Regions from separate parts of the Mus musculus genome. Here regions 1 and 2 are each linked to region 3. The links are chromatin loops, found by intact Hi-C in ENCODE. Cell type or tissue: heart. All regions are shown on one strand.

Evidence for each region. A loop is a pair of places that touch in the nucleus more often than their neighbours do. Peaks named below come from ENCODE experiments on the same cell type or tissue, not always from the same donor. Only the 100,000 strongest peaks of a DNase experiment are listed, where the experiment ranks them.
Region 1: a loop joins it to region 3, with 2.7 times the contacts of the local background. A loop is called at or near these places in 2 of 42 quality-filtered maps.
Region 2: it touches region 3 in a loop (2.4-fold over the local background); 7 of 42 quality-filtered maps call a loop at or near these places.

What each region holds. Positions count from the first base shown.
Region 1 is chr16:8,329,204-8,337,203 of GRCm38, forward strand. Gm26159 (a small nuclear RNA gene) reads left to right here and starts at 7,790; the gene lies at 7,790-7,893. In heart, a CTCF peak has its summit at 4,353; a DNase peak (open chromatin) is centred at 4,258.
Region 2 is chr16:7,267,563-7,275,562 of GRCm38, forward strand. All of the region lies in intron 2 of Rbfox1 (RNA binding protein, fox-1 homolog (C. elegans) 1), which reads left to right. Among named protein-coding and RNA genes, the nearest start is that of Rbfox1, 200 kb to the left of the region's middle. In heart, no CTCF peak of the experiment used is centred here; no DNase peak of the experiment used is centred here.
Region 3 is chr16:7,145,954-7,153,953 of GRCm38, forward strand. The region is part of intron 1 of Rbfox1 (RNA binding protein, fox-1 homolog (C. elegans) 1); the gene reads left to right. Among named protein-coding and RNA genes, the nearest start is that of Rbfox1, 80 kb to the left of the region's middle. In heart, no CTCF peak of the experiment used is centred here; DNase peaks (open chromatin) are centred at 2,128 and 4,678; H3K27ac peaks cover 724 bases; H3K27me3 peaks cover 522 bases.

The sequences.
Region 1 (8,000 bases), 1.2 Mb after region 3:
GAAGAGGAGGAAGGAAGAGGAGAAAGAGAAATAGAAAGAAATACAGGAGGAGTGTAAGAAGGAGGAGAAGAGCTGGAGATAGAAAAAGTAGGACAGGGAGAAGATGCTGGAAGAAGAAGAATGAGGAAGAGAAGAGGAGAAACATAGAGGCATAATAGTCACACAGAACAGAACAGAACAGAACAGGGTACAGGGTACAAGGTACAGGGTACAGGGAGGAACTAAGACCCACAATGAACAACCATCATAAGATGGCATAGAAACAAATAGAGAGCAGCCATAACTCAAGAGAGAAGATTGTACAGAAAATGACAGGATAAATAGAGAAGCAGCCATTTGGATGTCACTCATCCAAGGAGAAAGCTGATTGGCTCACAAGTTGGGCATGAAACCCAAATGGTCCCATAAAAGACCTGAGGTTATATGTAACTCCAGAAAAGAGAGGTTCTGGGCATAGACAGCTGTAACATACACCATTTCCAATGGCTCCAATCAGACAAAAGCCTTCATATGTTTCTTTCCCTAAAAGAATGAAAGGAGAAAATATCGCCTGACTCATGAACATGTGGAAGCCATAGCACAGAGACAGAGTAGGGGGAAACTGAGTGAGGCGTTATCAAGGAACACACTGCAGGCCTGTGTGCATTCATGAGGTACCTATCTCCTCTGTGTACCCAGCCTCTCCTGTGGAGAGCTCAAAGATACAAAAGCACAAAGGAATTGGAGCACTGAAGTGACTGCCCAAGTAACCCAAGAGAAGAATACACATGGCGAATCCTGAGACTCAGCTCAACTAATGATAAAGAGATGTTGACACCATTACCAAGTGGGGCTTGGTTCGCCTGTCTTTGTCACCCCACCCAGCAAACAGTTTTGTATGCCTTCCACTTATATGTAACCCCCATTAGACTATAAACTCATTTAACCAGCTACTACTTGATACCTCCATCCAGATGAACTGTATATAATTTAGGTTTAGCATTCCAAAGTTAAACAACTAGTTTTCCAATTTAAACAATTCAGGAATCAAATTATCCTTTTTTTTTTCTGTGAAATAAATGTAGATGAGGGTTATTCTACAAACCAGTAAGCTTCTAGTTTGAGTTGTTTGGTTTGGTTTGGTTTGGTTTGGTTTGGTTTGGTATGGTTTGGTTGTTTGGCAGACTCTCACTGTATAGCCCCACATGATCTGGAACTTTCTATGTATCCCAGACTGGCCTTGAACTTGCATCAATCCTCTTGTCTCTACTCCCAAGTACTGAGATTACAGGTCTGCACCACCACACTTGTCTTAAGTCATTATTTCTAGAAATCACCTGTCCTGACCACCCAAGAGGAGATATTGTTGCCTTAAACCAGGAATGCCACAAGATATGTGGAAGTCTTTACTAGAACATGTGTTCCCACCTGCTCACACCTGGTTAGAATTCAGTTTCCAGAATAGAGGTAGGAAAAGAGCTTGATATGTGAGGGGCTTTAGGTTCCAGTGCTTACAGGTAAACATTCTTTGACCATTCGCTCACACTGGAATGACCAGTGTCTGTTGAAACAGTGCGATTTTTTTCCTGGGAAGACCAATTAACTATGAGAAATTACTTACAAATACTTTAAGTGGGGCTCTAAGTTTCTTTTCTGTGGTGTTCGTTTCTTAGGCTGGATTAATTACTACAATTTAACTCTGCTGGAAATAAAATAAATATCAAAAGCTTTGCAGGAAATGACTGCTGGCCTCCAGTCTAGAGAAAAGATTGAAAGATTTCTCTCTCCAGATAAAGAAACTGGAAAGTCTGAGCCACTGTGGAAGCTTCACAGCCTCTCTCTGGGAGCAACTCCACAAAGCTCAGAAGAGAGTTCCACTCGGTTCTCTTCACCTAAGACCTACTGTCACCAGAACCAGATGGTGCCAGAGGATAGGGCTTGCTGGCTGGCCAGTCATCTGCTCATCATTGTCATGACTGTAAGAATGTGGGAAAGATCTCAGGACAGACTACTTTAGAAAAATGCTAGTTTCTATCTGTGTTATTGGATTCCAAGGGTGGTGGTGGTTGTGGTAGTAGTGTTTGTGGTGGTAGTGGTTGTGGTGGTAGTGGTGGTGGTGGTGGTGGTTGTGATGGTAGTGGTTGTGGTGGTGGTGGTTGTGGTGGTGGTGGTTGTGGTGGTGGTGGTTGTGATGGTAGTGGTGGTGGTGGTGGTGGTTGTGATGGTAGTGGTTGTGGTGGTAGTGGTTGTGGTTGTGGTAGTGGTGGTGGTGGTGGTGAAGAAGGATGAGGAGGAGGAGAGGAAAAAGAAAGGAAAAGAAGAGAAAGAAGAAGAGGAAGGGGATGGAGGAATAGGAAGCAGAAGGAGAAGAAAAAGTGGAAGAAGAAGAGGAGAAGGAAAAAGTATAGGGGGGATACAGGAAGGAGGGAGAAGAACTGAAGGTGGAGGAAGAGGAATGGGAAAGAAGACACAGGAAGAATGAGAAGGAGGAGGAAGATAGGTACAGAGAGGCAAAACAGTCACACAGAGCAGAAGAGGGTCCCAAGAGAAACAGCATCATCAGTGATGGCGACAGCTGTAGTCATTCAGTGTTCCTCCTCTAGACATTTCATCACACAGTTTTCACACGTGACATCACTTAGACAACACTGTCATCCCTTGCAAATAACAAAACCACGGCCTGGAGAAATTTTTTAAATGTACCTGTGTCAGTAAGATGCCTGAGCAAGTGAAGACAGTCGCCACCAAGCCTACCCACCTAATTCCATCCCATGGTGGAAGGAGAGAACTGACTTCTGTAAGTTGTCCTCTGATCTCCCTCCATGCATGCACATAGAGGCTATCCTCTGTTACACACACAGACACACACACACAGACACACACACACAGGATAGATAGATAGATAGATAGATAGATAGATAGATAGATAGATAGATAGATGATAGATAGTCTAAAATAACACCCCCCTAATTCACACTACTAAGAAAGAGAACAGTCTGAAGGGCCATGAAATTGCTCAGTCAGAAAAGTATTCACTGCACAAGCGTAAAAACCTGATTCAATTCTCAGAGCCCATGTGAAAAAGTTGGACATGACAGTGTAATACCAACACTAAGAGATGGAGACAGGGGCATCCCCAGGGCTAACTGGCTAGCCTAGCTTTCTTGGAAAGTCTTGAGTCTGTCAAAACCCTGTCTCAAAAATCAGTAGGTAGATCATATACTGAGGAATGATAATAGAAGCTGTCCTCTGTTCCAGACATGCACATACGTGCGCACACACACACACACACATAGAAACACATATGCACATGTGTGTGTTCATACACACAGAGAAAGAACAAATTATTTGAAAGCCACTGTTTTAGCATGTTAGTTGTCGATGGTTCTATAACACAATGCCCTGATGTGTCAGTACTTAGTGGGTCAGGAATCCAGGCGTGGCTTAGTAGGTGCCTCAGCTTCCCTCGGGGTCTATAATCAAGCTGTCAAAGAGGTCTGAAGTCTAATCCAAAGGTTTAACTGGACAAGCCTCCATTCCTCACCTCACTCAGGTGGGAAATCTCTTGGCAGGATTTATTTCTTAGTGGTCTGTTGGGCTAAGGGTCTCGGTTTCTTGCTGCTAGTCAGAAATGAGTCACTAGACTGAGTCTACACTTAAGGGAAGAGGGTTACACCAAGAGTTGCTGGTCCCTGAGACTGTGTTAAAGGCTGTTTACCCACAGCTGCTTTCCCTTTGGATTAAGCAGACTGCATTAATATGCACACGATTTAGTCTTCTGAAAGGGCCTTTTCCCGGTCTCACATGCATTGGCTGCATTTGTCTTGCCCACACCCTTGTGGGATTTCCTGATGCATTTGAAATCTAGTCTCCTTTTGGTTGCAATCTTCTTCCTCCTCACTTCTCCTCCACTCCTGAAATCTTCACTCCAGAGAAGCCTCATGCATCACATCTATCCTGGGAGCACCTAATCCAGTGTCGAGATTTACAGATAAGAGCATTGAGACTCAGATTCAGTCAAGAGAAGGGGCCTCCCCCAAATCCCACAGGAAGCCATAGGCAGGCAGGGCAGGGACCCTGAGCCTCATCTGCAGCATATCCCTACACACCAAGATCCTTGCTGCGAAATCAATCCAAACCAGGCTCTTGAGCTCTAGGGGAAATGCAGACATTTCATCAACATACAAATGAGGGAAACACTTTGGTGGCTCTTCTCCCCCTGTCCCCATCCTTTGCTTCACAGGGGGCTGGCTTCGTTCCCTCCTGGGAACGGGAAGAGCTCACTAGTTAGCTGAGCTGTGAGCAAGCCTTTTTGTGTGAAAAGCCGAAGAGTCCAGGAGGATACAGCTTCTCTGTGGTCACACAATGCCCTCTAGCCTTGAGTCAGGGTAGTTCCAGGAGGAAATTTTGGAAAACAATGAAGGACTGTGAATCGCACAAAGCCCACTGTGCCCTTAAGACAAAGCTGTACGATCTGGAGATCCTGAGGACCCAAGAACTGCCAGAGAACTGCCATGAGAAGCACGGGCACGGTGCAGCAGTTCCTGAGAGTCTGTCTGTCCCTTTCAGACTCTCAAGAGGGACCACAGCAGCATCCATGAACAAAAGGGTTGAGATCTTTTTTGTAACTTTCCAAATATCTGAAACATTTTCCCTGATGTAAAAAAGATTAACAAATGATCGTGCACCTCTTATTTGGCTTTTGGAGTGCAGGGGATTCATCTCAAGCCCTGCACGTGCTAGGAAACGCTGCCAGGGCTTCATCTACAGCCCACCTGTCATATATCCAGTCCAAACACTGTGGGCTTAATGTCACACATCTGCCCTGTCCTGTCCACCATTCAGAGTATTATACTCCTTCATCTGAATAGGCAATAGAAAGCTGGTGTTTGTATTACAGGTTTACTCAATAGATGTCTACTAATTACCTATGTGCTGTGTGTTAAGGACATGAGCCGAATGAACTCCTGAGGTATTAAGTAATCTCTCTCCAATTTCCACCTACTTTCTTGCTTCTGAGCTGTGCAAGTCCCTGGAGCCCGCTCAGATCACCTTCAGTGCCAGGGTTGGAGATGTTCAAAGCATCTCTTTTCTTATCCACTAAAATGGTTCCAGGGCATCAACATTCCAAGGTAACCCTTGGAACTGAGCTAAGTTCACCAGAGGAGAAGGCAGCTGCACTTGCCCCTAGAGTAGAACCTGCAAGAAAGCAAAGGCAAATCAGGCAAAGAGAGCTAAGCCCAGGAGAAAATACATCTGATGGTGGCCTGGGCCCTAGGCCCTTCATCTATCTTCTAAGAAAACAGAAACTGGCGTTCTATTATTGTCAACAGAAAATGTCATCGGTGGATCATCAGTCCTTAAGGAGCTCACAGTCCAGTAAGGCAAAGTGTATCTGATACAGAGTACTATGTGAGCATGATTGTTAGTATGGAAACATGCCTACAAAGGTGGTTTGTTTTTTCTGAAAATAAATAGAGGGAATATTAAAGAATCCCCCATAGGAAGTCTGCCTTCTGCTGTGATGTGCCAGAACAATTTGGACAGGCAGCAATGACCAGGAGGAAGGACACGGATACATAAAAAGTAGAGAGAGGCAGGACCATGTTCCAAAGTAAGCCTGTGCATTGGGGAAGTTTCCCTTAGGAAGGATTCAGAATCTTTATAAGGACAGTGAAGCTATATCTTCTGGACATGTGTACATGTATGTCCCACTCAAAAACTCACAAGATTTGATAACACTGAGTCCAGCCAGTATTCCAGCACAGGCTGGAAAGTAGCTCCTGAGACCATGACTCCCATTTGAGGAGCTGTTGGCAGTTAATGGTTGCTGGTGATAGGAAAAGTCCTTTTCTTCAGGGCTATAGCCTCTGGTAGGTTGCCCATGATACAGTAACTCCCACCCAAAACAACAGAAGGCATGAGAGCAAGTGGAGCTCCTTGGAAAGAAGAAGAGGCTCCACAGAAGTCTAAGGAGGATAAAAGATGATGAAGAGAGAGAGGGGGGTGAAAATACATGTATGAACTGGTCAAAGGTAAGTTTAAATTGGGATTTCATGTGTCACTGAAATGACTCAGACCTCAGCTATTTGGACCACAAAATAAGATCATACTTATTTGCTAAAATCCTTTATGAGCTACATCACATGCCAGAAAAGTTACCTTTTCTAGGTGTATATTTAGTGAATTTGGGTGTGTTTATAAAGTTTATAACGATCATCAATAACCCATAGTCATCTCTATGACTCCATCACACACTCCTGTTCACTCTTCCTCTTGGGCCTAACAGTGCTAATGTTTTCTGTCTCTGTGAATTTGACTATTCTTGAATTGCTTTTTATTGATATTGTGTTTATATTATTTTATTATTATTTTTAAGGTGCTGGAGATCAAACCTTAGTCTCTGTGCATGTACTTACTATTGTGACTATTTCTATCTAAGAAAGGGATCGGGAGTGAGGAACAGAAGAAGGGGGGAGAGAGAGAGAGGGAGGGAGAGAGACAAAGAGACAGAGACAGAAAGACAGAGAAAGACTGAGCAAGCAAGAGAGACCCAACAAGAAATGGGGGAGAAAGAATGAAAAGTGTTCTTTCAGGCACAGTGTAAACATCAGAAGACAACTTTCAGGGACAGTTCTTTCCTTTCTCCATTGGTTTCATGGTCTCAGGTTGATAGGCTTGTGTAACAAGTGGTTTCACCCCCTGAGCCATTTCAACAAGCCAACAATAAGATTCTATTTTTTTTTTCCTGTGGTGGTGGTGGTTTGGTGTGGTTTGGTGTGGTTTGGTATGGTGTGATTTGGTTTGGTTTGGTTTGGTGTGGTGTGGTGTGGTGTGGTTTGGTTTGGTGTGGGTTGGGTTGGGTTGGGTTGGGTTGGTGTGGGTTGGTCTGGTGTACATGGGTTAGTCATGACGGTAGACAGTAAGGAGATCATCCATTGTGTCTTTTTTTTTTTCAGGTTTTCTGAAATTATTTTTGTCAGTTAATTATTTTATCTGTGTTCATCCCAAACGTTGCCCCCTCTTCATCCCCCCTCACAGAAGGGGAAGGGGAGACCCATGGTGTCTTTTTTTAGTTGCTCTCCACCTTTTCCTGTTTTGAGACAAGGTTTCTCATTGAACCTACAGCTAACACTTTCAGATAGATTGGGTGGTTAATGAGACCCCAAGATCTCCCTGTCTCTACCCCATTCCCAATATCAGAGCCACAGATTCATGCCCACCCATGCAGCAAGTGCTCTATTGACTGAGCTGTTTCCCCCTCCTCAAGACTCTGTCCCCTACCCCATCCCTTCTTCCTGTCACTTGCCTACCCAGTCATAGCACAGAGCCTACCTGAAATGAAATCTTCCAAATCCAGTCAGGAGTACTTTGCTTTTGGGGATAATTGGGCCAAGAGATTACAGTTGGAGGTTGGAATAAGGATCATAGATGGAAAAGGACCTGAACAGTAAGCAAGATGGTGTACGGCCTGGGGTGAAAGGAGAGGGGATTGCCAGGGGTGAGAATGTGGAGGCCTGAAGCTCAGGCTCTATGTGGAGAAACCCCAAAGCACTGAAGAACAGAAAAGGAAGCAAACAGATTGTTCTTTAGGTTCATTCTTCCAGATAATAGGTACATGCTTACCACAGAATCGTCCCCTGTTTGGCTGGCCTCCAAAGCTAACTTCTTCTTGGCTCTATTAAAATAAACATCTTTATTAACTAGAGCTGGGGGTATCAAAGAAATTTGGAGATTTCAATTTTTTTCATTATTATCATTGAAAGACATTGCCACATTTGATATGAGACAGAAAAATGAAGGCAGTCTCATGTTTGCTTCAATATATATAACTAAAATTGGAACAGTACCAAGATGATTAGCATAGCCCCTACACAGGAGGGCACTCACGTCTGTGAAGCATTCCACGTTTTTTTAAATAATGAAGAAATTCTCAGGGCATAGTTCTAGAGAGTGGGATGAGTTTCTTCAGAATCTAGAGTATTCCATCTCAGGCTGAGGAGCCTGTGGAAGAAGGGCGG
Region 2 (8,000 bases), 120 kb after region 3:
TAATTAGGTTAAATGGGGGTCATGAGTGTAGGGCTCTCTCATAATGGAATTAGTGTTTTCCTCAGAAAAGAAGGGGAACAAAGATATTCTCCCTTTGATCTGTGAGGTCACAGCAAGAAAGAATCAAACTATAAGGCTTGGTGTTACAGGTCCAGCTTCCCAATCATTGAGGTGTGTTTCCCATTGGTGGCATTTTGTTTCAGCAGCCAGAGAAGACAAATACAGTCAGTTACCTTGACTCCCACGTCCTTTAGAGTTATGGGACCCTGATGCCTTTCATGTTCTTCGTGCCTTTTCAAAGGATGGAAAGAGCTGAAGAATCTTGAGTGAGCCCTGCCAGGCCTCCCACCTTTCTCTCTGAGGAATCCTATCATTTGAGCTGAGCATTGAATTAACTTGAGCTGGGGGAAATGTGATGTGTTTTTCAAATGTGCCTTACCCAGGTACAAAATTGGTTCTGCCAAACTAGAATGGGGTATTAACTATATCCAAAGCTATGTGATTAACTTATTTGTTTGCCTATAGAGCTAACATGTTAAAAGGCAGGAAGCTGGGGGACACTGTGCAGCCCAGTTCTGAAGTGGGATTGTGAGAAAACCAGAGACGTGGGTTTTAATTCACATGCCTTCACTCGTTATTATTACTTTAATGGAAAATGACTTTTTACAGTCTTTCTCCATTTAAAATGGAGAATTGCAACATTGTCTAATGCAGGGTAGGAAGTTGATTGGATGTGCATGAATTTTGTAACCCCCCTCCTCCCATGTTCTGTTCTTTGTACACATTCAATACGGTTACAGTTTAGCTTAGAACATATATATATATTTTCCCCCTGAACTTTTTCAATTGCTTTTTTATCAGGTTTACAAATCAAATCAAATAGGTATATTGCAGAGCTCTGTGATATTATTTTTCGAGTTTATAGCACAATGTATTGAATTATGCCAGCTTCTGCTCTGGCCTTGCTCTTCTCTGCAGAAAGAGAGCAACCACAGACTGTAAATTCAGCCAGTACCCAGCATCACTAGCTAAATCAAGACCTGCCATTCATGCTGCTAGAAGAGACAAAGCAAGTGTTTGTTACACAAATCAATTTGGTCCAAAATACATCGCATTGGGCACTCAACCATTGCTCAAATGATATTGTCAGCTTAATCAAATCATGCCTCCAAGACTCTCACAAGTTTCTCCTTTTCTAAGAAAGAACTTGATTGGTAGAAGAGTGAAAAGCAGGGGCTATTCAGAAGTACACATTTTATTTATTAGTGTGAAGAGTGTTATACAGAGAGGGGAGGAAGCTGGCCAGAAAGAAAAGATTCTGTGTGTTTACCAATCTGCTAGAGGGAAAATCCAGGAGCTAGTCACATCCCCTTGAGGGTATTGGGTTTCCGTACTGTGAAGGTAAAAGTCAGAAGACATGTGCACAAAAAGATTGATGTACTTGATAGACTGGGATGACTCAGAAAAGGCATATTGAGGGCCTACTATGTGCCAGAAATAATGATTCAAAACAACATTTGTTATTAGATAGAATGCTTGCCTTGAAGATGTTCATATCTCTCAGGATAGCTTAATAATTAAGCTCAAGCGTGGGGTCTGTAGAGGTAACCCAGCAGTTAAGAATGCTTGCTGCTCTTTCAGAAGACTAGTGCTTGGTTTCCAGCATCCATATTAGACAGCTCATAGTCACTTATAATTTTGGTTTCAAGGAATCTGCTAACCTCCTCTGGCCTCTTTATGTACCTGTGCATGTCCATATTCACACATAAAGGCTCACAAACCCATAATATAAAAAATAAATACTTAAAAGTAAAAGAGGATGGAGCTAAAGAGATGGCTCAGTAGTTAAGAGCACTGGCCATTCTTCCAGAGGACCTGGGCTCAACTCCCAGGAGCCCCATGGAAGCTCAAAACTATCTGCAACTCCAGTGCAAAAGAGTCTGGCAACTCTCCCACAGATATCCATGCAGACAAAAACCTCAATGTACATAAAAATAAATACATTTTTTAAAGTAAAGAAGAGGATAGGGACATTTTTCTAAAGTAAGCTAAAAAATAATTATGACTAATAAGGGCTCAGGAGAAGACCCCAGAGACTCCAAGAAGGCATCGGAAGCAACCTGTTCCAGGCTTGTTAGTCAGCTATGTTAGCACAGTTCTCACCCTGACCCAGTCCTGACCTCAAGTGTAGCGATCAGAACAGCAGTGAAGCTTTAATCCTTTGTATGTGGCTTGTAGTTGTCCTCTGTCCCATCCTTAGACTCTCCATGGCATCTTTACCTTCCCCTTGAGAGATTGTGACAGGACAAAAGCAATCCCATTTATGGGGTCCACCATCCTGCTCTGTCCCCGCTGGTACCTTTGTAGAGGCAACTTCACCTCTCCGAGTTTCAGATGTCCAAGCTGTTCTGATGATTCTATGAGGTGAGCCATAGACACCTCTTTTTATGATCCCTAGCTCCTGGTATCTGAGCAGAGTTTTCAATTTCCCAGTCTCTTTAGCCATTTCCACATGTTCTTCATGAAACCAGCACTGGGCCACAGCATTTGACAGCAATGGCAGTCAGGGACCTTTTGTCTCAGCCTGGGCAGGCAGACACAAATGGCCCTCCTCAGTTACTGTTACTCTTGGCGTCTATGTCTCTTCTAGGTAGCTTAGAAACTTTCAAAAATTTTGTACCAAATATTGGGATACAGGTGTGCACCCCCCCTCCAGCACATACACTGTGTGCAGGGGGTATATAGCTTTATTATGTCCAGGAATACAGAGGGGGCTTAAGAAACATGTATTTGTAGGATGATGGAAATAGTAACAGATAAGGAGATCCAACAGATGACAGGGGTTCAGGAGATACAGCTATGTATGTGATAGATACTATTCTCAGTCCATATTCTTTAAAAGATGGCAAGCTTTTTGACTCTACAGTGTCCATGTTACCTGCTTTGTGAATATAGAGCAAACTCTGAAAGGAAGTTTGTTCTAGGGACTCATCTGTCTCCCTATCTCTTCATCCTTCTATACTTTGTCTCTCTTGATTCCTTCACATTGACTGAAAAGAATCTGTCTGTTGGAAGTTTCTGGAATGTTGGAAATCCCACATGTCTGTTTTGTTACAGAGGTGATGATGGTTTTAAGCTTTCTTTGTAGCAATGAATGTTGCTGACTCTAATGATATTCAGACAGAGGACATCCCCAAATGTGGATGAAATTTCTTTCTAGAGCTTGCTTCTACCTTTTCCATTTCCTTAATTCCCAGGCTCTTGCCCTTCCTCTGCCATCTCCTCATTGGGCCTGAAATGGCAGGCAGACTGCTTCTCACATCCCAGAGCCCATCACTAGTTTTTTCTCTTCTCCTTCCGAAGACCTTTGAAAGGATCTTAGTGTTTGTACTGGCCTCCCCATGAATCTAGGATAATCTAATTCATGCTCAGGTGATAAGTGATTTCAGCTCTGTTCATTGAATTTCCCACTTCTTTGTCCCATAAAGCAACTTTTTCACAGGTTCTAGGTATTAGAACATCATTAAAGGACCCTCTTTGTGTTACAGTTGAACTCTTAAAAGTGCCCTGTTATGATAGATGGAACAGATTTTTTTCCCCACTTACTTCAACTTCATCTTAATCGGAAGAACTGACCTTTGACTCAGTCGTTGAAAACTTTTGAACTGTAAGTAGGAAATCTGGATATTCAGCTGTCATTTATTTTTGAAGCTTAAATGTAGATCAAGGATTTCCAATGAAAAATCAATGTGCCCTGCTGAGATTAGGACCCATAAGCATAACGGAGACAATAAATGTCAAAGACTTGGTGCAGAAAAAATAATTTAAATGCTCTTTGCACTAATGATGCGTCACAATGCTGTGCTTGTTAAATAGAGTTAACATGGCTACATGCTTAAAATTGACTTCATATTTTGCTTCACTCTTTAAAACACGTGACTTCCAGACATTATAAAATTTCATCTGCTGCTCGTATTTTATTTTATTTTTGTTCAGGGCTGCCCAAGTGTGCTTCCTCAGCACCCTTGAGCTATATCTAGTACTGGGTTATGCATACATGTATTTTTAATTTCCCAAATATAGCTTGCTTCTTGCTTGCTTTCTAATCATTGCCCAGTCCCTCTCCATAGCTGCTTCTGCCTTATAGAGCTCCACTTTCTCTCTGAATTCTAATTTCTCTTGTAGGTTTACATCAGCCATGCTTTATTCATGCATCCTCAGTATTAACTTACCTGTAGCACTCATGAGCCACAGATAAAAGTCTCCTGAGCTAGTCTGGAGAATCTAAAGTTCAGAGGGCTTAAGTAACTAGGCCAGTACAAGATGGAAGTGATTTTTACTCAGATGCCTAACTGTAAACTGTCCTTTTCTGATGGTTCTACACCGAGCCGCTCAGTACCCCTTAGGAGGTACTAGGACTCTACAATATCTAAGTAACCTACTAAGATAACTCTGGGACAGAGACAGAATCTGAAAGGAGCTGATTTTTATGGATATTCTCTCAAATAGTCATCCCTGGATTGGTCGATATCAAAATCCAATTTCACTAGGATTAGCTGTGGGTTGCTTAGAGCTATTCATTGAATTAGGAACGATTACAGCGGAGGGAGCCCCGAGGTTCTTTATTAAGGTCTTTGTGGAAACACTAAGTGATCTTCAGGAGATTAAAGTGCCGCTGGTGTTTTCTTAACATTTATAACCTGTGCCAATACCCGGGGAGTTTGTTTATTAAGGAAAATTCTTCAGCCAACAGCCTGCATTCTGATAGGGTTATACCACAGAAGGCCAACACAGAAACTGGTAAGGTGGATCTTAATGCACTTGTTCAGAACTTCTGACTAGGTTTCCTTAGTGACCTGCTTCTTGTGGGTAATGGATCTCCAATTAATAGAGTCTATAGGTCTTCCTGTGTGATTAGAGGGCTCTCTCTCTCTCTCTCTCTCTCTCTCTCTCTCTCTCTCTCTTATTTCTCATAGCTCTGTGTGTCTGTGGACCAGAAAAACAGAGAGCAAAACTGAAATGCTTTTGTTGGTGACTGCCATGATTAATGTCATGCACCCTCTTACTAAGTAGGACTTCACCATTATTGTCTCATTCTGGAAAAAATGATCCAGAGGAGGTGAATAATGATCACTTTATTCATTTTCAAACATAAGTATAGGATATTGATGATCTTTTTAGAAACTGACAAAGGGCTTCCCACCCTGACAGAGAGGGTTAAACGTCTCTATCTATAACCAAGTATTTATAGGGAGGTAGCCAACCTGGTCTGATGAAGGAAGAGTTCTTGTCTCTTCTCTGCTTAGGTTGGGACATTCTTCTTTCTTTTGCCGCTTGTTGAGGCTAGCTCTTTTGAGAGTAATCAAGAACCCAGAGATGATATTAAAGAATGACAGTCATTTCTGAAAAATAGTCACTAATTGAATTTGCACTTCTGGTTTCATGTTTATGAGGGAACTGTCATAGGTTGAGTGGTAGCCTCTAAAAACACTTTCATAGCATAAGCTCTGTAAACTGCAAATGGTTGAGACTGAGTTTTGGGAAAAGGGATCTTTGCAGATGTAATAAAATTAATTATCTCAAAGTATCCTTATTTAGAAAGGGCTCAAGATCTAATGGCTAGTGTCTTCATAAGAGAAAGCTGGAGTATACTTCAGTGAGCCGGTCAAAGAAGATGGCTATGTGAAGATAGAAGCACAGGGGGTCGCAAAGCCCCAAACCAAGAGATGCCCAGAAACAGAAGCTGAAAGAGGCAAAGAAAGAAGAAAGTTGGTTCGCTGGACACCTCTGTTTTAGATTTTTGTCCTCATTGCTATGGTATGAGAAAGTCCTGTTTTAAGCCACTAAACTTGTGACAAGCTGATCAGGAACCAAGCCAGAGATCATGTTGTTTATAACAGAATGCCATGTCATAAACCGGGGAGGGGTATTTTGCTCATGGTTTCAGAGCTTTTGATCTGTGTTCATTGGAGCACAGTGCATACTGGAGATGTAGAGAGAAGGGCTGTCTGCTTGGTGATAGCAGTATGAAGAACCGAAGAGCAGGCTAAGGCCTAGTGCCCCCAGTGACCTCACTTCTTTCCATGGTGCATCACCTTTAGGTGCTGAAACTCCCAAAGGGACAAGGGTTACTTAGCCTGTAGCTAACACATGTATTCAACATTACCAGATCTGAACCCTAGCAGTCATAGAAAAGCACAGGATTTTTCCTGGGATGTTTTTCCTGAAGATTCCAAGAGATATGCTTTGAAAAAAAGCCCACTTAGGCCCCAGATGAAGTAGAAGTACTCTCTTCACTATATATGGTGGGAGCTCCTTGATCTGAAGTTAGGGCTGCTTGTACCTACCCCTATATTTTGGTCCTTGTCCTAAGCCTGTAGGGCATGGATCATTGTTGTCTTCTCACAGATGAGTGAACTGTAGGCACAGAGATATAAAGGGCCCAGATACAAATTAGCAGTTGGTGACAGTGGGATTGCATGCTGCAGGGTTGACTCTCTAGCCCTGGCTGTCACATGACTAGTTAGCTCAGACACGGACATGCTCAGCTTGAAATGGTCTCTTTTTCCTGTCCCTCTTACCCCATGAAGGTTGATATCCCTATCCCCGCCTTCTCACCAACCTATACAAATTTGGATTTCATTTCACATATTTTCAGTAAAAAATTATTTCTGTCAAAGGTATGCCTACATAACAATTTATGGGTATTTGTATAAATGTGTACACTACAAAATGATTAATCGAGCGTTGTATGTTTTTATCAAAGGGAACACCACCAAGATTTCTCCAAAGTCCTGTTTGACTAGAGATGATTAATTTTAATTTTTACATGAGCAGCATAATGCTATTAATCATTTAATATGTTTAATCATAATCTCTGTAATTCCTAATTAGGTTTATTAAACTGAGCCATTCAGCAATTGTGCACAAATCCAAGTCTGAGTTTCTTTCTTGGAAGGAAGAGAAGCTCATTTTAATTTTTTATTCACATGGCAATTTCCAGCAGGGTGGGGGGAAATGGACTTGAAACCTAGGATCTTAGTGATTGCTCGTGCCAACTTAGGGTGTTGTGGTAGGGCATTGAAACCTCCTACTCTTTGGCAAGGTAGCAATATCACGGTTTAAAGGTGACGTCTTTGTCTTTGATGTGGAACCCGATGTGCTGTTACTAGGAAAAACAAAAACAAAAGCTAAACACAGTGTGGGTCTCTGGGTTACAGGATGATAATGATGATGATGAGGAGTATGTGTGTGTGTGTGTATTTATGTAAGTATGATACCATGATGTGCCTGTGGAAATCAAAGGGCAGCTTCAAGTATCAGTTCATCTCTTATTTGAGAGAGTCTCTCTTTATTGCTGTATTTACAAGACCAATTGACTGTGCACTTTCAGGAACTGTCCTGTATCCACTGCCTATGTCACTGTAGGAATGCCGAGATTACAGGCATAAACCACTGTGCCCAGTTTTATGCAGGTTCTGGGGCCACAAAATCAAGCCCTCATGATTGCACAGCAAGCATGTCACAAGTGCACCTCCGCTAGCCGACAGAGCTATCGGTGAACTGGCACTCGAAACAGGCAACAGTGATTCTCAGGCATTTGTTTATTATGCATTTATTAGTGGTGCACCAATCTTTTCATGCTCTCAGTCTGTCACCACATCAGCCAATCACTTAGCAGGCCTTTGACATTCACGTAGCATGCTGGTCACAACTCAGTCCTCTGGTCATCTTTAAGTGGCTTATAACAGCCACTTACTTTTATGTACAAGGCTCCTTTGGGTCTACAACTTCTGACCTTCTCTCAAGTTGCGTCTCTTGCTCATCCTCTTTGCATTCTCTCTGGCTTTCCATGGACTCCCCAGTGAGGAGGACTTCTACGGACATCTTGCTATCTTCGCTCATGCTTTGCACTCTTTTGGCACAGACTCTGTCTCCTAACATACCTGTCTACCAAGCCAAAGGTTATGTGCTTTGGGACCCTCAGTGGCAAGTGGGAC
Region 3 (8,000 bases):
GTTCATTCTGCAGTGTCCGGGAGGCAGTGGGTGGCATTATGGCTTCTCTATAGGTCCTGGAGAGTCAAGCTTGTTCTCAGGCTTAAGTGGCGAGTGCTTTGTGCAATGGGCCTCCTCTCCAGCCCTGCGTGAACACTTTTTGGGTAAAAGTAGAAATGATGATATTGATAAAAACCAACTAGTGATGTGGAACCCCTGTGAAATGCCAGCAAGCAGTCCAAGTGCATAGTGCCTGCTAGTCGCTGCTTCAGAAGAGATGCTATGATTATCCACATTGGCCTTAAAGAAAAGACTTACTCAAGGCCTCACATGGAGGAGATCTCTTCGGACCTTCTGATATTTTAGCTGTGAAGGTTTGTTCCAGTTGTAAGACACCCAGTTGCTCTTGAGAGTAACATCTTGTCTTAGTACCTGCAGCATCACAAGCAAGGGCACTTTGCATCTTTGATGCAGTCCAGTCTTTTTCCTCAGTGACTCTCTAGCGCGGCAGCAAACACAGACTTGTGACATTCTGTCACGGGCATCCTGCTCCTGCTCGTCTTTAGTCATCGGAATCTAAGGGGCTCCTCTACTCCTCAGTGTTGAGCAGTACCCAGCTCACTCTGTGAAGAACCTGGTGCACACATCAGCTCTGAATGGGGCCAACTCTAATGTGTCTTGCTTGTCAGGCTCTCCCAGTCTTTTGTTTTCCTACACATTTGAATAATACGCCTGATTGCCACAGCAAATGCTGCACCCAGTACAAGCTTGGAATTCTCGCCTAATGAAGCATGTCTAACAGGGCCTGCTGCCCTGTCCCCTTCTCCTCCACCAGCACAGCACAGAGGATTCTTTTATCTTTCTTCAGAATTGACTTGCTTTCCCGACCTTCCAGTGGCTTCTGCCTTATCTGTTTACCTCCTGTGCCTCTGTTAGACTGTTAATTTTCAGTGGCACCTCCTATCTGCTGGTAATTAACACATCGAACATTGAAGAAATAGCTCTGCTTTATGCAAAATGCTAATGGAGGTATTTTTTCCTCCTCTAATTATACCACTGTATTTTACTGATCAACATTGACCTAAAAGGATCTTTCCATTTCTTTCCTGCACTCCTCCCATTTTATTTTATTTTTTCCTTTCTATTATTTTCATTGGGAGAGCCAGTACAGTACGGGGAGCATTTGGGCAGCAGAGTATGAGATCATTACTGTCAGAGGCTGTCACTTCTCTGTTCAGATCCCCTAAAGTAACATGAGTATATTTGCTCTCACTTCTCTGTTCAGATCCCCTAAAGTAACATGAGTATATTTGCTCTCACTCTTGTTCACTGTTGGACAATTCTTTGTTAGATGTGAGTCTGATCAATTGGGAATGTGTGCGCCCCCTGGAATCTAAATATTCTGCCCTGGTAATTCCCCAGATGGGGCCCTTCCACGACTCCTTCTCGGAGTGATGAGATCCCAGCCACTAGCCTCTCATCCTGTTAGATTTTAGGGCAGAGGAACCCTTGCCTTCTCCAGCGGACCCTGGCTGTATTTATCACCTTCCTCTTAGGCTTAGGACCTAAGCTGTAAGGAACACCGGTTCAAAGAGCTGGAGGTCTGTGGAGGAGGTCTGTGGTTACAACAATAAAAACAGGAGCAAAGAGAGCAGCTTCTATGAAGGACTCTGGCTAGAATAATGATAGAATCGTCTGAATCGATACGTCTCTTGTCAGACTTACGTCTGATGTTTGAATCAACCAGGCCTTTCTGCAAGAGATTTTCTCAAGAATATTGAATTATTTATTATTTGTACCCCCTTCCTTTCTGATGATTTTTTCCCTCTGACTTAGTAAAATTTGTTTTTCATGCTGCTGGTTTCAATGTTGTCTACTCTTTGATAAATAGCAGTAATTGGGCGTATAGCAGAAGTCGTGTACAAATGTGAGACTTCAATTACATCGAGAGCATTTGTTTCTTGTATTGATTTTTTTCTTATAAGATCTGGTCTCTACAGCCCATAGTGCTGAGTATTTTAAAGGAGTATTCTTTGTCTGCGAGTGTCAGCATGCCCCCATGTGTCTTTTTTTTTTTTTATGTGATTCTTCCTCTACTCCATGCTGTATATGCCAGGGGCTGGGGAAGGGTGAGCTGTGCCTGACCAGTCTTGCCAGGGCTCTCTCACCTGGCTGCTGCCCAGACTTGCCGCTGAATGTGACAACTCAGACTGGTGTTTTATGTAAGGAAATGGTGAAGACAAAGAAGGTGACTTTTTTGAACTAGTGTAGTAAAAATTATAAGATGGGTTCCTATGTTAAAATAGGAGATGAAAAATAAAATAAAAAAGAAATAAGGCATGTGTATATTATTATTACCAGTGATTTAGAGTATCTATCTATATATAAATTTATCATATCATATATATATATTTATCCTAATATCATATACATTGTTTTCAGAGAGCTGATTGTCTGGATTTGGGGACCACAAGCACACCTCTCCCCAGGGTTACATCTGAGCCGTGCATGTGGTGATCCTGGGTTGGACATGGTGACATTTCCTGGCACAGCCAAGGTTTATAAGGCAGGAATCTGATGTTGGACAATTTTGAAATAACTGCTTAGAGTGACCAGAATCTAATGTAGACACAAGTGAGGGCTGCTAGCCTGGAAGAGTCCTAAGGTTCCAGAGACTTAAGCACACCCAGAGTCCAGCCACAGCTTCCCACAGCCCGGGGACAGGATCTGTGAATAGGCAGTTGTACAAAAAACAGCTGGGCACTGGGCCTTTTGTAGCCCAGAGTCTCTGAGCCGCTACACTGTGCTGTCACCAGCACTTTCTCGAGGAGTGAAATACCATGGGGGTGTTGAATCATATTTTTAAGGGCATGTAAATAGTGGATTTTGATTTTAAAACAAAACAAAACAAAAAAAGGTTTTGAAGGGCGAGTGAGGACTTCAAGGGCATTTACAGGTAAGGTACACACATTTTATTTTACTCTGTCCCCAGTCCTTAAAGCTGTATCTGTCTTCAGAGACTGGAGCTGAGCATCTAAACCGCCTGAGTTTGATAAAGGAGTCAGACTCTAAGTTATTATGCCGCAGGTGACGAGTCTGGGACTTAAAAAGACAAAGAGAAATCAAGTTGGTGTTAGCTTCAGCTGTGCCTCTGGACTAGACTGTGTTTTTGCATGTGTACATCTCTCTCTCTCTCTCTCTCTCTCTCTCTCTCTCTCTCTCTCTCTCTGTGTGTGTGTGTGTGTGGTGTATGTGCCCGCCTTTTGGATAAAAGGCCCCTCTCCTCCCTAGTGGGCTGCCAGGCTCAGCCTTCAGACACAGTCCTATTGTCTTAGATTTCTTTTCCTATCATGTAGGTGTCTATACCACGCCACCCACGCAGGAGAGTCAGTGAGCTGTGAAATATATTCATTGTTAGAGTACCCAGGAAATGGCGGCAGGCATTCGCAGGTAATAGCGTTGGACAGGCAGGGGAGACCGCCAACATTACCGGCATTATTTCGGTTGCCTTTTTCATTATAGGTTCGGGAAATAGGCAGCAATTCGATTATGGCATGATTTGGGGTGGAATTGCTTGCACCCCTGACCCCGTCACTGGGGGATCCAGGGAGAAGTCAGCTCAAATAAAGTTTATAGTGCATTAACTGGACCGAGCACAGCCTCACCCTGCAGAGAGTGATTTCTCATCTTCCAGTGGTTTGTAACTGCAGCGCAGATCTATCTGTACCTTAAGGCACAGGGAGGATTGGCTGAGATGTATAGGAGTGAGCAGAGGCAACCAATGGCATGCAAACCCCTCCCCTTCCATGTGCAGCTCTGGGCTCCTTGGCGGCTCTCTGTGGCAATGTGATTAATAACACAGAGACATCCTGCTTGTTGGATTATTAATTTCCCGTCTCTTTGCCTTATTTTTTTCTTGGTACATATTTCTGATGCTTTTCTTCTGCCTATTTGCTTTTTCTTTTTTCTTTTTTTTTTTTTCCCTTTGCAAAGCCTGGCCATTCCTCCTTTTCCCTCCTGTAGCCCACCCTCTTGCCCATGGAACTAATCTTTAGAACGTAACACTGACACCGGCCACTCAACACTGTGCCTGCTTGCTTCACACTTGGGGTGAGTGTATTGTTTCCCACTGGGGACTGTGATTCTAGGAGAGAGAGAGAGAGAGAGAGAGAGAGAGAGAGAGAGAGAGAGAGAGAGAGAGAGAGAGAGAGAGAGAGAGATTTGTACTCTTCTGTATTTGATTTTGGCCGTTTGTTAGGGGCGCTCAGCTTACAAAGCAAAGCTAGTTAGTGAATAACTGTCCATGACCCCGAACCAGGTGTCACACAGAGAAATCTGATCTCTCTTTCTTAAGTAGTCATAGCTCTTCTTGCCAGGTCTGCACACCACACCGAGAGTGCACCATGCAAAAGACAGAAAGAGGAAATAAGAAGGCATCTCGGTAGGTAATTGCATAGCTGTTGTTACTCAGCGATGAGTTCCAGCTGACGCTGGATTTGAGAAGTAGAGGAATGGGGATTGGAGGCTTCCACGGGGCCTTGAGAGATGTGGAGGACTTTGTACCAAAACTTCCACCAGCAGCTGTACCCTTGGGCTGCCTGTTTCACGTGCATTCATGCTTAGGAAGGAAAGGAGTGCTTGATGCTGACTTGGGACAGCTGGACAGACCATGTGCTTCAGCTTCTTGTTTTGATGTGGCGTCTGTTAAGGGGGGCCTGGGGAAGTTTCTGATTTGCTGACCTACTCATGTGGCAGGCCTGTAGAGCAGCAGCAGGAGAGCAGGCAGGGCTTCCACATTCCAACAGGGCCAGAAGTGGCTCTAGCTCTCTCTGTTTCCCCCAAGGCTTCCTTTCTGTCCTGTCATCTGGGTAATCAGGATAATTAGCAGAAGCCTGGGCTGGGTCCCATGCAGTTTGCACAAGCCGCTTTCACCAGCACAGGGCATGCTTCTTAAGGAAAACTTGGTTTTTTGCTGTTGTTTTTTTTTTTTGTTGTTGTTGTTGTTTTGTTTTGTTTTGAGTTTTTTTCCCCATAAGGAATCTCTCTTTTAAATAAAAATCCTTAAAATTGCAGAAACCTAGAAGATGAAACTGAAAGAATTTGACACAATTGTTCTTTCATTTATATAACCAGCTCAAGGCAGAAAAATCTGCTCCTAAGTTGATTATCTCTTTGACTTATTTTGAGGGTGTGTGTGTGTGTGTGTGTGTGTGTGTGTGTGTGTGCTTACCTATGTATGAAATGTTTGAAAATTCTTCAGTGGAGTCTCAGGAACAAGAATATTTCTATTTTTTTCCATTAAAAAGAAAAAAAAAAGGCTCAAAGAAACCAAGCATTTGTTTCCTGTTTGTAATGGAAGTTTAACTGTGTCTTGAGGAGCGTGGTAAGGGGTAAGGGTTTGTTTATGTAACAGCCACTCACAAGGTGTGCACTCCTTGTCTGTCTAGTGCTTATGTCTACATCACCCAGCAGAAGAAAGAAAGAAATGCTCGCATGAAGCAGGGCAACATTCTCCCTCTGTCGGTTCAGAGCTATGGTGTTGCTAACACAAGCATATTAGACACTTGGAGTTAGCAGAGTCTTTATGTGAGATCCCTGGCTAATTTTTTATTCAGATTCTAGCTCTTCCTTTTGGAAGATTTTTTTTTTAAACAGGCGTGATTTTTTTTTAAACAGTTGGCCCACTGAGAGGTAAAATTAAAGAGGGGAACATGAAAACTGACTGTCAAATATAGACAGATAGGATGCTTAGGAGTTTGGGCATAAACACAAATATCTTGGAAGTAGTAGTTAGTACAGTACAATACACTTCTCTGAAACTATTATATTGAAATAAAAATACTTTCAATATATCTGTAGTGAGAGCTGACTTTCTGTTAATGTTATTTTGAAGAAAGGCACGTATCTATATCTATCTATATCTATGCACACACACACACACACACACACACACACACACACACACATATATATATATATATATATATATATGCATATATGTATCCACACACATGTATACACACCCACACACATGTATACACACACACACACACACACACACACACACACACATACTGATGAGAAATAATCTTATTTGGGCAGTTAAAGTATGACATGTATGTTTTAAAGAATGTTTTAGTATTCATTTTTATTATACTTCTATTAATTTTGCTTTGTGTCTTCTTATATTGAGAGGAGGAGGATACAGTGCCTGCGAGGTAATAAGAGGACACCTTGTGGGAGTTTTCTTCTACTGTGTGGGTCCTAGGATTGACTCAAGTCCTTAAGGTGGCAGCAGGCATTGTTACCCACGGAGGCAGCTCAAATGATCATCTGTATTGTGTATATAACATGCTAAAATTCCTGTATTGCTTCCTGCCTTGTTTTTAAAATGTGGGTTAGTGACACAGGTTTGAAGAGAGAAGGGGGTCTGGGGTGGCTTGCACTGTGACAGTTTATAAACCGTCCAGGGAGAAATCACCACATGGGTGAGGGACTATCCTCAGTTTTCAGACCGAGAGAGTTCGGCTCCTCTTTTCTTTCTTTCTCTCTCTCCTTGTCTTTCTCCCCCCTGATTCAAGTAAAGTAAACCAGCTCAAAGCCTATTTTGTACTTGAAAAAGATCAAGGCAGTGGGGCCGTCTCTCAAGGACCTAAAATTACATTGGTTACAGAGTGAATCACATCTGGGCTTTAAATACCATCTCAACCCTGCACTCTTCCTTTGTTTTAAAGTTGCCTAATGCTTCTTCCTGGAAACCTGGGCTCCCCTTCATTCTCTTACCAAAATCCTTCACATAAGAGTTGGGAAAGGGAAGCTGGTAGAGGCCTGGTCATGGCCTTCAGAAGACAACTTGTATCAGCGGCCTGGGCAGGTGCTCTATGTGTTAGGAAAAGGTCCTTGCCCATCTAAAGAAACCTCTCTTGAGTTGGGACACGGTGCATCTACTACCCCAGACACTACTGTGTAATTCTTGAAATATACCCTTGTTTTATTTCTTTTTTACATGCATCTTATACAGACACAGAAGACATGTACGCCTTCCTCTGACACACCATACATCTCCTTTTTAGGTCCTGCTGTGTTTATAGAGATCAGGACGATGGTTTATGCACAGTGATGTTCAAGTGTTTATGGAACATTTGAGCCTCAGATGTGGGGAGAGAGACCTGTGGAGGTAAAGCCCTATTAACAGCCAGGCTTATCTCATGGACGGGAATAGTCATTTTAATATGCTCAAGAAAAAGCCAGCCTGCTGCCGTTTTTCTACCCTTGCCCGGTCTGGGTCCACACCTTGGGAAGGCAAGCACAGCCACAAAGACCTCTTACAGAACTGATTACCACAAATTGAGTCTTTTCTCTGCTTGACAGTGATCCAAGCATTGGCCCCCACTTAATCCTCTCTAGCAATTTGCCTACCTCCGCTGCTAACAAGAGGTGATTGGAGAGGAATTTTGAGTCTCCACTTAACATCAGCTTCAGGGCACAGTGTGCACCTCACCAGCTCCTTTAGCCTGTCCCATCTAACCAGTAACAGGCCACCTTACCAGCTCCTTTAGCTAATGGGAGTTTTCAAACCCTAGCTCGAGTTTTAAGCTCTTTTCTGGTTCCCTGTGCAATCGAACATGAACAGAGAGAAAAAGAGGCCTTTCTCTTAAATACAGTCAGATAGGTCCCAGCAAAGTAAGACTCACTGTATTACTAGGGGGCTAATATTTTCTTTTTCCCTTTGCAAAGACCTGAGCATAGTGAATGGACCACATCTCCAGCCCTGTGACTCTGAGGAGCAGCACAATCTTAGACTTAGTGTTGCCTAGCACAGAAACTCAGAAGGTCTATGGTGAAAACGTGAAAGTTTGCTCCAAGAAACTCCCAGGTGTTGGTGGCTCTGCTGTGCAGAGAGCCAGGCTGAAGCACAGATGGGCATAGACAGGTTGGGTCTCTGCAAAGTGTCAGCTGCTTGACCCTGAGCTACCCTACTGGTCTGTCCGTATAGTCTGGTTCATGTTTCCTTCCCTTTG